Regions from separate parts of the Homo sapiens genome. Here region 1 is linked to region 2. A link is an interaction called in ENCODE POLR2A ChIA-PET data of the cell type or tissue named here. Cell type or tissue: GM12878. All regions are shown on one strand. Each heading gives the region's core, and the rest is flanking DNA. Links, peaks and the distances in the headings are about the cores only.

Region 1 (5,379 bases), core at 101-5,100, 190 kb before region 2:
GTGGCAGTAGACAAAGGCACACGCCTTCTAACTGCTGTGACTCACTGCACGCTGATCTCTGCCCCCTCTCACCACAAAGGGAGGCCGTGGTGTGGAATAGAGACTGGGCTTTAGTCGCAACCTTGGGAAAGTGTATCAGCCTCGGCCTTAATGTCCTTGTCTGTGGGATGAGAATTTCAACACTGCCCTTGCAGGAGAATAGTTGAGGTGGCATAAGGTGGGTGCTGAAGCCAGACAGACTACCTTCAGTCTCAGCGTCGTCACTATGAGCCATGCAACCTTGGGGAAGCTAGCTTCCCTTTCTGGCGCAGTGTCTTGTCTGTAACATGGGAGTCCTAACAGGAAGTCTCTCATAGAGTTATTTTGAGTATTTAAAGCATTTTGATTTGGAAAGGGTTTAGAATAGTGTTTGGCCCACAGTGAGCACTATGTGTACAGAATATATGGACATGCTGAGCAGTCCTGTAGGTCATGGGGGCTCACCAGATACGCCATGATGAACATGACCTTGGATATGTTTCTTCCCTCTGGAATTTGAACTCTTTAACTGTCTCTGAAGGGAGAGATGGCAGGCTGGGGCAGAGACATGTTTGCTGTGCTCCATGGAGACTCACAGCCAGCCTGGGCCTTGGTTTGTGGAGGGGTGGGGCAGTGACAAGGAGGTGCCCTCGGTCCATAGGTGAGTGGCCAAGGGTGCTGACCTTGTGCCCATCTCCTCCCAGCTGGCACTGTCTCTGGGAAGATGTAATGCCACCCATGGTGATTTCATTGCGGCCCTAACCTCTCCTTTCCCTGAACATAGGCTGCCCCTTGGCTTCAAGCAGATTTCCATTATTACTCCTGTCTTCTCATTCATTTCCTTCTTTTCTTTTTTTTCTTTATTCTTTTTTTTTTTTTTTTTTTTTTTTTTGAGAGACGGTCTCCCTCTGTCGCCCAGGCTGGAGTGCAGTGGTGTGATCTCGGCTCACTGCAACCTCCTCCTCCTGGGTTCAAGCAATTCTCCTGCCTCAGCCTCCTGAGTAGCTGGAACTACAGGCACCCACCACCACACCCGGCTAATTTTTTGTATTTTTAGTAGAGACGGGGTTTCACCGTGTTAGCCAGGATGGTCTTGATCTCCTGACCTCGTGATCCACCTGCCTCGGCCTCCCAAAGTGCTGGGATTACAGATGTGAGCCACTGCACCCAGCATTTCCTTCTTTTCAAAGTAAATATGTAAATACAAAAGAGCCTGGCCGTTCCTTGCAGAGTTGAATATAGATTTCCTCTGTGACCCAACGGTTCCACTCCTCAGTGGAATGAAAACATGCACCCTCATCTGTGACATGGGAGTTATGACAGTAATGACTTACACAGGAACGCATCCGTGAATGTTCACACAGCATTGTTCATGATAGCCGAGAGGTGGAAACAACCCAAACGTCCGTCCACAGATGAGTGGATAAATAAAATGTGGTCTATCCATACCATAAAATATTATTTGGTCATAAAAAGGGGTGACAGACCGATACGTGTTCCCACATAGATGGGCCTTAACATGGATGAAGACTTCATGCTATGTGAAAGAAGCCAGATGTTGAAAGCAACATATTGTAAGACTCAATTCATTTGTTTTTGTTTTTGTTTGAGATGGAGTCTCACTCTGTTGTCCAAGCTGGAGTGCAGTGGTGCGATCTCGGCTCACTGCAATCTCCGCCACCCAGGTTCAAGCGATTCTCCTGCCTCAGCCTCCTGAGTAGCTGGGATTACAGGCACCTGCCGCTGTGCCTGGCTAATTTTTGTATTTTTAGTAGAGACAGGGTTTCACCATATTGGCCAGGCTGGTCTCAAACTCCTGACTTCAGGTGATCCGCCCTCCTCAGCCTCCCAAAGTGCTGGGATTACAGGCATGAGCACCATGCCCAGCCAACTCCGTTTATTTGTAATGTGCGGAATAGAAAAATCTATACAGACAGAAAGTAGATTCGTGGTTGCTTCAGGCTGGGGAGGAGGTGAGGGTGATGGGGGTTGGGTGGGAGGAAGATAGCTAGCAGATATGGGATTTCTTGCAGTGATGAAAATGTTCTAAAATTGACTGTGGTGATAGTGGCATGTATCTGACTGTCCTAAAAATCATTCAGTTATACACTTTGAATGAATGATTGTGTGATATATGAATTATATCTCAATAAAACTACTGAAACAAATAAATACACAAGGAAATACAAATATGGTTCTTTCCAGCCAGGAAAAGTGGTCCTCTTTTTGGGGTGGGGACAGAGTAGCAAGTCCGGGGCAGAGCTTGGTGTCTTCATGATCTCCCGCAAGCACCTCTCCAAGCCCATGGGCCACCCACAGTCTAGACTATCCTTCCCCTTCTTCTGTGACTGCGTGCACAGTACAGCTTATCTCACCTTCCTGCTTCCCTTCCTCCCCACCGCTAACTGCCCAGGAAATCCCTCTCACTCACTGTTCGGCACCCAGCTCACACATCACCCCTCCTCTGTGTGTCTGCTGGCCACCCTCCCCCAGAACCTTTTGCTCCCTAGTGGGCGTCCCTAGGATTTTGCTTGTTTGGTCGTTAAGGGGATTATGATTCTTTAGTTGTCTCTTTCCACAGGTGAGCAGAAATTCCTTGCAACTGTCTCATACCTGGTTTATTCTTGGAACAAAACTAGGTGCTAAATAAATGCTTGTACAGTTAATTTGTAAACAGGTACTTGAACTGAACCAAAGAATCACAACTTTCCAACTGAAAAGTTCAACCCTGAACTCAGATATGATGATGATGATTTTTTTTTTTACCGATTCCTTATTTGTCAATTTTCTTTAACCCAAGAAGTACCCAATGAACCAGTTTGAATTGGAACCAGATCTATGCATGTTCTAAATGTATTCCAGTTGGACTGGAATAAAATTAGAACAATATTTTCCAAGCTGAAAACATCCCAAACTAAAGCCTTAAGGGTCTAAGTGCCCTTTGTTCAAGGGACTCTTGAAGGGCTGGGTCCCTCCTGGCCTTGAGGTACCTGAGACCCTAAGGTTCTCAGCTTTCTGAAACTTGTCCTGATCTCCCCGTGATCCACTCTCATAATGAACTGTTGTGACATGGAAGCCAGAGACGATTATCTCTGTTTTACAGATAGGGATCAGCCCTGTCAAGGTCACACAGGCAGGACCTGAGGCCAGATCTGCCCCTGCAGGCCTGGTTCCTAACCACTCTGCTATTTGACTCCATGGCAGGAAAAACATCTGCCAAAGACATTCCCTTAAGATGTCACCATAAAAAGGCTTAAGGTATTAGTTCTCTCTAGGGCATTTTCAGACAGTTCTTGGGGAATAGCTGTTTGTAAAAAGAGCTCACCATTTACTGGCCTTTTTTTTTTTTTTTTTTGATCACACCTTCTAAAGTATAAGCTGTTGGTAGAAAAGCATCTGCCATTGGTTTAGTATTCCCTGTGGGAATAGATTCTCCTGTGGGAGGCTCTGATGCTGGGCCTGCCCTGGAGATTCTGGCTCAGTAGATCTAATGGGTGGGGGTGGGAAAGGGGGTTCTGCTTTTTTTTTTTTTTTTGAGACAGAGTCTCGCTCTGTCGCCAGGCTGGAGTACAGTGGCGCAATCTCGGCTCACTGCAACCTCCACTTCCCTGGTTCAAGCAATTCTCCTGCCTCAGCCTCCCGAGTAGCTGGGATTACAGGCGCATGCCATCATGCCCAGCTAGTTTTTGTGTTTTTAGTACAGCCAGGGTTTCACCATGTTGGCCAAGATGGTCTCGATCTCCTAACCTCATGATCTGCCCGCCTCAGCCTCCGAAAGTGCTAGGATTACAGGTGTGAGCCACCGCACACTGCCAGTTCTGCATTTTTTAAACAGGTCCCTGAAGTGATCCTGAGGCTCACTGCAGTTCATGCACCATTGTCATACAGCACTGAGCGCTTGGCAGGCAGCCAGGATTTGCTGATGAAAGGAAGGAAAAACAGAGAAGGAAGGGACTGAGAGCTCACTGAAGTATTTCACAAGATAATCTTTTTCTGCTTGGTACACAGTAGGTGCTTAATAACAGTTGCATGTACAATAAATGAATGCCTGTGGTCATCCAGACCAACAGGCCAGTGAGCAGCCTGGGGACCCATTGGAGCTCCTCCAGGGTCACTGTGCTCTCCAGAAGCGGTAACTGCTAGCCACATGTAGCTATTTAAATGAAAATGAAGCTGGTCACAGTGGCTCACGTCTACAATCCCAGCACTTTGTGAGGCAGAGGTGGGAGGATCACTTAAACCCAGGAGTTTGGAACCAGCCTGGGCAACACAGTGAGACCCCATCTCTACAAAAAATTTTCAAAAATTAGTTGGGTGGGTGGTGCATGCCTGTAGTCCCAGCTACTTGGAAGGCTGAGGCAGGAGGTTTGCTTGAGCCGAGAGAGGTCGAGGCTGTAGTGAGCTGTGATCATGCCACTTCACTCCAGCCTGGGCAACAGAGAAAAACCCTGTCTCAAAAAATAAATAGGCCAGGTGCAGTGGCTCACACCTGTTATCCCAGCATTCTGGGAGGCCAAGGCGGGCGAATCACCTGAGGTCAGAAGTTCAAGATCAGCCCAGCCATGGTGAAACCCCATTTCTACTAAAAATACAAAAAATCAGCCAGGTGTGGTGGTGCACACCTGTAATCCCAGCTACTTGGGAGGCTGAGGCAGGAGAATCGCTTGAACCTGAGAGGCGGAGGTTGCAGTGAGCCGAGACTGCGCCATTGCACTCCAGCCTCGGCAGCAAGAGCGAAACTCCATCTCAAAATAAATAAAATAAATAAAATAAAATAAAATAATTAAATAATTAAAACAAATGAAAGTCAAAGATGAAGTTCCTCGGTTGCCCTAGCTACATTTCAGGTGCTCCATAGCCACATGGCTCATTACTACTGTATTGGGCAGCATAAATGCAGAACATCTCCATCATTGCACAAAGTCCTACAGGATGGCAGTGGGTGGGTGGGGTGGCTGTGGGTAGAATGGAGAGGAGAAATAGGAGAGGTGGAGAGAGAATGAGAAGGCAGAATAAAGAGAAAAGAGAGAAGGGGCACAGGTGCTGAGGTTGAACAGTGAAGGTACAAGGGCTCCCGGGGCTTGATGGGTCACTAGCCTGGACTGGTCACTGATGCAGGCTTCAGGTCAGGGCCCAATTCTCTTCTCTCCTCTAACAGTGCTTCAGGAGAGCTGAGGAACTTGTTGGATATGGAGCTGGGCACAGCAAAATCTCCACCCCCAGCTCAGATGGAGGAGAAACCTGGTGCTCCAATAAAGGAGTGTTTATCCCTTTAAGAGTCACAGCCCTGTCCAATTTTGAATATAAATTTTCCTTGAATCTATCACATATTGCCCTGAGCAGAGTTGAGTGCTTTCTTGG
Region 2 (5,379 bases), core at 111-5,110:
ACTATCAGAGAACAATAGAGGTGATCTATAGTAACTCTCATTATCAATTTAAGAAAATTATTAAACAGTCCTAGGGACCAGAGCAAAAAACACTTGAAACTGTTTCTTTTAGAGAAGAAAGGCTAGTTTGTTTGTTTACTGATTTTAAAAGAGAGTATGAACACTCTGTTTTGCTTGCTAGTAGGACACCAAACAAGGAAGTGAGCTTCAATTCAAACATGAGATATTTTGGTTGAGCATAATGGAAAATTTTACTACTAAGGACACAAATGTTGAAATGGTATACCCCAAGAAGCTGTGGATACTGCTTCTAGCTATCTTTAAGAAATTCTCTGTAAGAATAGATCATTTGAGGTCACATTCAGCTCTCCATCGAAGAGAAACAGAGAATTCACACTTCCTTTGTTACTATCATACAATTTAACAGGCATTTTACTAAAATCTTATAGCAAGTACTTTCAAAGTTTTATTTAAACATTATAATTTTGGCTTTTATTTAACATTTTTAAGGCAAAATGTATACGAGACATGACTTGCAAACTGCTTAGTGAAAAGAGTAACTTTTGCTTAAAGCTTTGCATTCAACGTACTTACCCCCAGCTTAATGCTAATCAGAATAAGGAATAAAGATATATGATGTTTGTATGTAAATGGATAAATTTGATTTTAAAAATCAGTCTTAAAAATAAAAATGATCTTTAAGTTAGCTTAATATTCACTTAGCTGGGATCTATTTGCTAGAATACTTTTTTAAAATTTGAAAAAGACTAGTTTTTCTTTTTGCATAAGAATGTTCATTACAAATTTAAAAAATGAAAACAGCCAAAACACTAATCAAGAACAGAATGGGTAAATAAACTGTGGGATAGTTATACAAGGAAATATTATACAGCAATTTAAAATTATCTAATGCTACATGTATGAATATGAATAAATCTCAAAAACAATGTTGAGTAAAAAAATAAGCAGGAATCCTTAGAAAATATGAACAAGCTGATTTTATGTTTTTAAAATGAAAAACAATATTACACATCATTTACAGATAAAATATATTAATAACATCAAATATATATGGAAATGATAAATCCTACACTTAGGATAGCCACTGTTCTCTGAGGAAGGAGGAAAAAGGGAGTCCAGCTCTCACATGAGTACTCCCTCTCTCTCTATATATATATATATGGACACATATACAGTATATATAAAATGTTCTTAGGTAACACTGGATACATACATGAGAGAGTGGTATATTGCTCTATTTTTTGTGTATGCAGGAAGTATTATATAACGTTTTAAAAATCTGATAAAAAGAACATGCTATCTTGAAGAAAACAGAGCCCCTGCCAATGACAGCATTTCACAAAAGAAAGCAGCATGTAAACAGAATAAGTGTGGTCAGTCCAAACGGGAACACGCTGAGAAAATCACAAGCTGGTGGAAATGGCTGTAGTGTAGGGTACACAGATGGTGGCAGGAGATGACACCAGAATGAAGACAGTTTGAAGCCAGACTGTGAAGGGCCGCTTTATGGCACATCAAAAGCCCTGGACTTTTATTCTATTCGGAGTGAGAAGCTAATTCTTACAAAATAATGAAAGAGACATGGCTCCCCGCCCCCAAGGAACTCAAGTCTACTGGGATGAGAAAAAAAAAATTTTTACAATACTGAAATCAGAGAATTCCATGGGTCTGAAGAGAGCACTGTGGGAGAACAGGGGGAAGATTAGGTGCATTCCACAGAGGAAATCTATCTTGACTGTGGCCTTGAAGGTTAGAGGACTTGCTATTTGGAAAAGCAAACGGGGAGGAAGAGTAATTCAGAAGGGGGAAAGTGTTTAGAAAGGCACTGGGAGATTTCAAGGAAATACCCATAACTTATAAGGCAAGAATAGAGAAAACTCACAGGGGTGAGAAGTGGCAAGAAATGAAGCCGGTAAGACAAGAGGGGCCAAATAAGAAGGCCACATGGACCATGCTAAGAGGTCTGCATTTCATCTTGCTCAGCCATTGAGACAGACAGTGAGTCAAATATTTACCCAGCGCCTAGTATGTGCCAGGCAATGTGAAAGCAAAAGCAACACAGTTTCTGTCCTGCCTCCCCAGAGGGCGCAGTCAGGTGAAAAAGGACGTGCCTAAATAGACTGGAGGTGAACATGGAATGTTAGGGGAACACAGGTGAGGACTGCTCAACTGCACCTGAAGGGAGAAAGAGGCAATCACTTTGGGAGATGATGCCTGCACTGCTTCTTAAGAAACAATTAGGAGTCAGCTGAGCAAATCAGGCAATCACAAAGGTGAGTTGGGCAGAGAAATACGAGTCCTGTGGGTGGGGGAAACAGCACTGCACGTGCATCAAGTGTTGAGTACACAGCAGAGCACAGCAATGAGGCTGGGTAGCAGTGAGGATGGCTTATCAACTGCCTCATGTCTCTCTCAGACCTTGGACTTCATCCTGAAAGCCAGACGTGTTCTATGAAAGCAGGACTACAATATGAGAAAGTGATCAACGCAAAACTGCTGTGTTTGGTATTGAGGTGTGAGGTGGGAGGCAGGGCTCAGCAGTAAGGATGGCAGATTACTCCTTGTGCCTCTATGTCCTAAGCCTCCTCCCTATGCCCTGCCATCTATGGTGGCCACAGAGTCTCTACCATGGAACTTCAGGGCTCCTAGAACCGAAGGTTGAAAACCACTGACCTGAGCAATGTGGGCCAAGTGTATAAAATTCTACTTGTTTTAGAAAGACTCCTCTGCTCCTGGAGAAAAGGATGGACAGGAGATGACAAGTGAACAAGACTAGAAACAGAACCTTTAGGAAACGTCCATATTATCCAAATAAAGAGATGAGGATGCCTTAAAGCAAATGGGAGCTATGTGGAAGGCAGAGACAGCATGGAGCGGGAAAGAAGGGAATCAGGGCTGACTGAGGTCTCTAACTTGGGAAACACAGTGGCTAGCTGATAAGGTGACTGACATGCTAGGAATACAACAAGTTGAAAGGGAGGGAGAGCGCTCAGGAAGAAAAAGAAATTAATAACAGTAGCAGCAGTTATGAGTTATATATCAGGTGCTGTCCATCTAACAACCATGTGAGGTAGGTCCTACCATTATCCATTCTCCCTCCCCCTTTTATAAATAGATGATGGAATTGAACCAGAGAGAGTAATTTGCCCAGGCACACAGCTAAGTGGTGGAGTCAGGAGTCAATGCTAGCATTGCTGGCTCTAGAATCTGTGCTCTTAACAAATCTTCTAGGAAACCTACAGGTGCTCAGGAACAACAGGTGGAGATGGTCAGAAAGAAGCAGATGGGCAGTTTAGAAATACTAATTTGGTGCTCAGAAGAGAGGGGAGGAGAAATTTTAGGCTATTTGCATCAGCTGCAATCACAAAAGTGGAGGTGATCACCCAAGGATATTGTGTAATGTAAGAAAGAACTGTATGAGGTCGGGTGTGCTGGCTCACACCTGTAATCCCAGCGCTTTGGGAGGCTGAGGCGGGTGGATCATGAGGTCAGGAATTTCAGACCAGCCTGACCAACATGGTGAAACCCCATCTCTAATAAAAATACAAAAACTAGCTGGGCGTGGTGGCACGTGCCTGTAATCCCAGCTACTCAGGAGGCTGAGGCAGGAGAATTCTTGAACCTGGGAGGCAGAGGTTGCAGTGAGCTGAGATTCTCAAGTGCTGCACTCCAGCCTGGGCAACAAAGTGAGACTCCGTCTCAAAAAAAAAAAAAAAAAAAAAAAAAAAAGCAACTGTGGGAAACACCAAGACCGAAAGGGTGAACAGAGGCCAGAAAGGGTCACTTAAATAAGAAGTAGGAGAAGAACTAGGAAAGAAAGACATTCTGGAAGCCAAGAGAACAATTTTAAGGAGGAAATAATCATCACTGTTAAAAGCTGTCAAATAGTAAAGTAGGATTTACCAAAAACAAACGTACAAACAAAAACAAAACCCAACAACAACAAAAAAACAAAAAACGAAGTCACTGGATTTGGCACAAGGAAACAAATCAGTGGTGACTTTATCCACTGTCAGAGGGGAGGAGGAGGCGGAAGCTGGACTGCAGCGCTTGAGAAATAAGCAGGATGTGAGGAAGTACAGAAAATAGGTGTAGATTTTTAAGAAGTTGAACATTGCTGGGGAGCAGAGTGCTAGAGTAATGCTCCGAAGGTAAAGGGAACGCATCACAGAAAGGTCACTTACTGGGAGGGGGTGTGGAGGTTCTGTCTTTGAAAGTTTCAGACATTTCCTATGAGAGCCCTGCCAATCCTCACAACTCTCAGCCAACTTCTCTCTCCATGCCTCAGTCCTTCCTCTAACACACTAGTAACAGCAGTCATAGGGGAAAAGAGAAGTAACTGAACTCCACAAAAGACCTGGGAGCAGATGATTTACAGATAAAGAAACCTAGGTGTAGAGAGTTAGGTGCTTGACCCGTGATCAAATTTACATTATGTAGTGAATACAAAAGTTCTTTATAAATCCTAAAGAGCTACTAAAATGTAAAACAATAAAAAATTAAAAAAACCAAAAAACTATTAAAATTATTAGAGGTGGAGTGGGAGCTACAAACCAAATCTCACACCAAGTGTCATGCTCTCATCTGTAGACACTGATTCCCTCTACGTGTAGACACCCCTCCTTCCTCCTCTCCTACAAGTCCTTACAGCCCCCATACCACCGATTCCACACCCTCTGGGAAAGATTTCTCAAACCTGTGCTCTCCCTGCTTCTGAACCACTGGTGGTCCTTAATGACAGCCCTATGCTACTGGTTACCTTAGTTTTAATCAGCTTTATTGAGAAATAATCTTTATATAATAAAACTCACAAATTTTAAGTAGACAGTGCAATGAAAAATGTTTTTGAAAAATGTAAACATTCATGTAATCCATCACTACAATAATGATACAGACCATTTCCATTACCCCAAAAAGTTTCCTTGGGCTCTTTTACACTCAATCTCCTGCTCCAATACCCTTCCCCTCACCCTTCCAGGCAACCACTGATCTGCTTCCTGTCACTGTAGTTGCCTTTTCTAAAATTTTCTGCAAATAGAATTATACCTTAGGTACTCTTTTGTGTCTGCCATCTATCACTCAGCATAATGCTTTTCAAATGCATCCATGCTGTTTTGTATATCAGTAATTCATTCCTTTTTATTGCTGAGTAGTTTTCCATTGCACAGACGTGCCTCGATTTCTTTATTTATCAGTGTTGGTCTATTAAGAAGGCTGCTGTAAACAGTTGTACAGGTTTTTGTGTGAACATATGTTTTCATTTCTCTTGAATACATACCTATGAGTAAGATTGCTGGATTGTATGTTATTTGTTTCACTCTATAAGAAACTGCTAAACCGTTGCACATTCTTGCTAAC

What was found. Peaks named below come from ENCODE experiments on the same cell type or tissue, not always from the same donor. Only the 100,000 strongest peaks of a DNase experiment are listed, where the experiment ranks them.
Region 1: POLR2A ChIA-PET joins it to region 2 with 5 read pairs; 3 of 35 experiments call an interaction of 5 or more read pairs at or near these places.

What each region holds. Positions count from the first base shown.
Region 1 is chr18:48,980,021-48,985,399 of GRCh38, forward strand. No RefSeq gene overlaps it. Among named protein-coding and RNA genes, the nearest start is that of SMAD7, 32 kb to the left of the region's middle. RefSeq lists an enhancer at 3,828-4,329. In GM12878, for the core only: no CTCF peak of the experiment used is centred there; no DNase peak of the experiment used is centred there; H3K27me3 peaks cover 52 bases.
Region 2 is chr18:49,167,059-49,172,437 of GRCh38, forward strand. The region is part of intron 14 of DYM (dymeclin); the gene reads right to left. Among named protein-coding and RNA genes, the nearest start is that of MIR4744, 120 kb to the left of the region's middle. RefSeq lists an enhancer at 2,126-2,185. In GM12878, for the core only: a CTCF peak has its summit at 2,119; a DNase peak (open chromatin) is centred at 2,043; H3K4me3 peaks cover 375 bases; H3K27ac peaks cover 2,000 bases.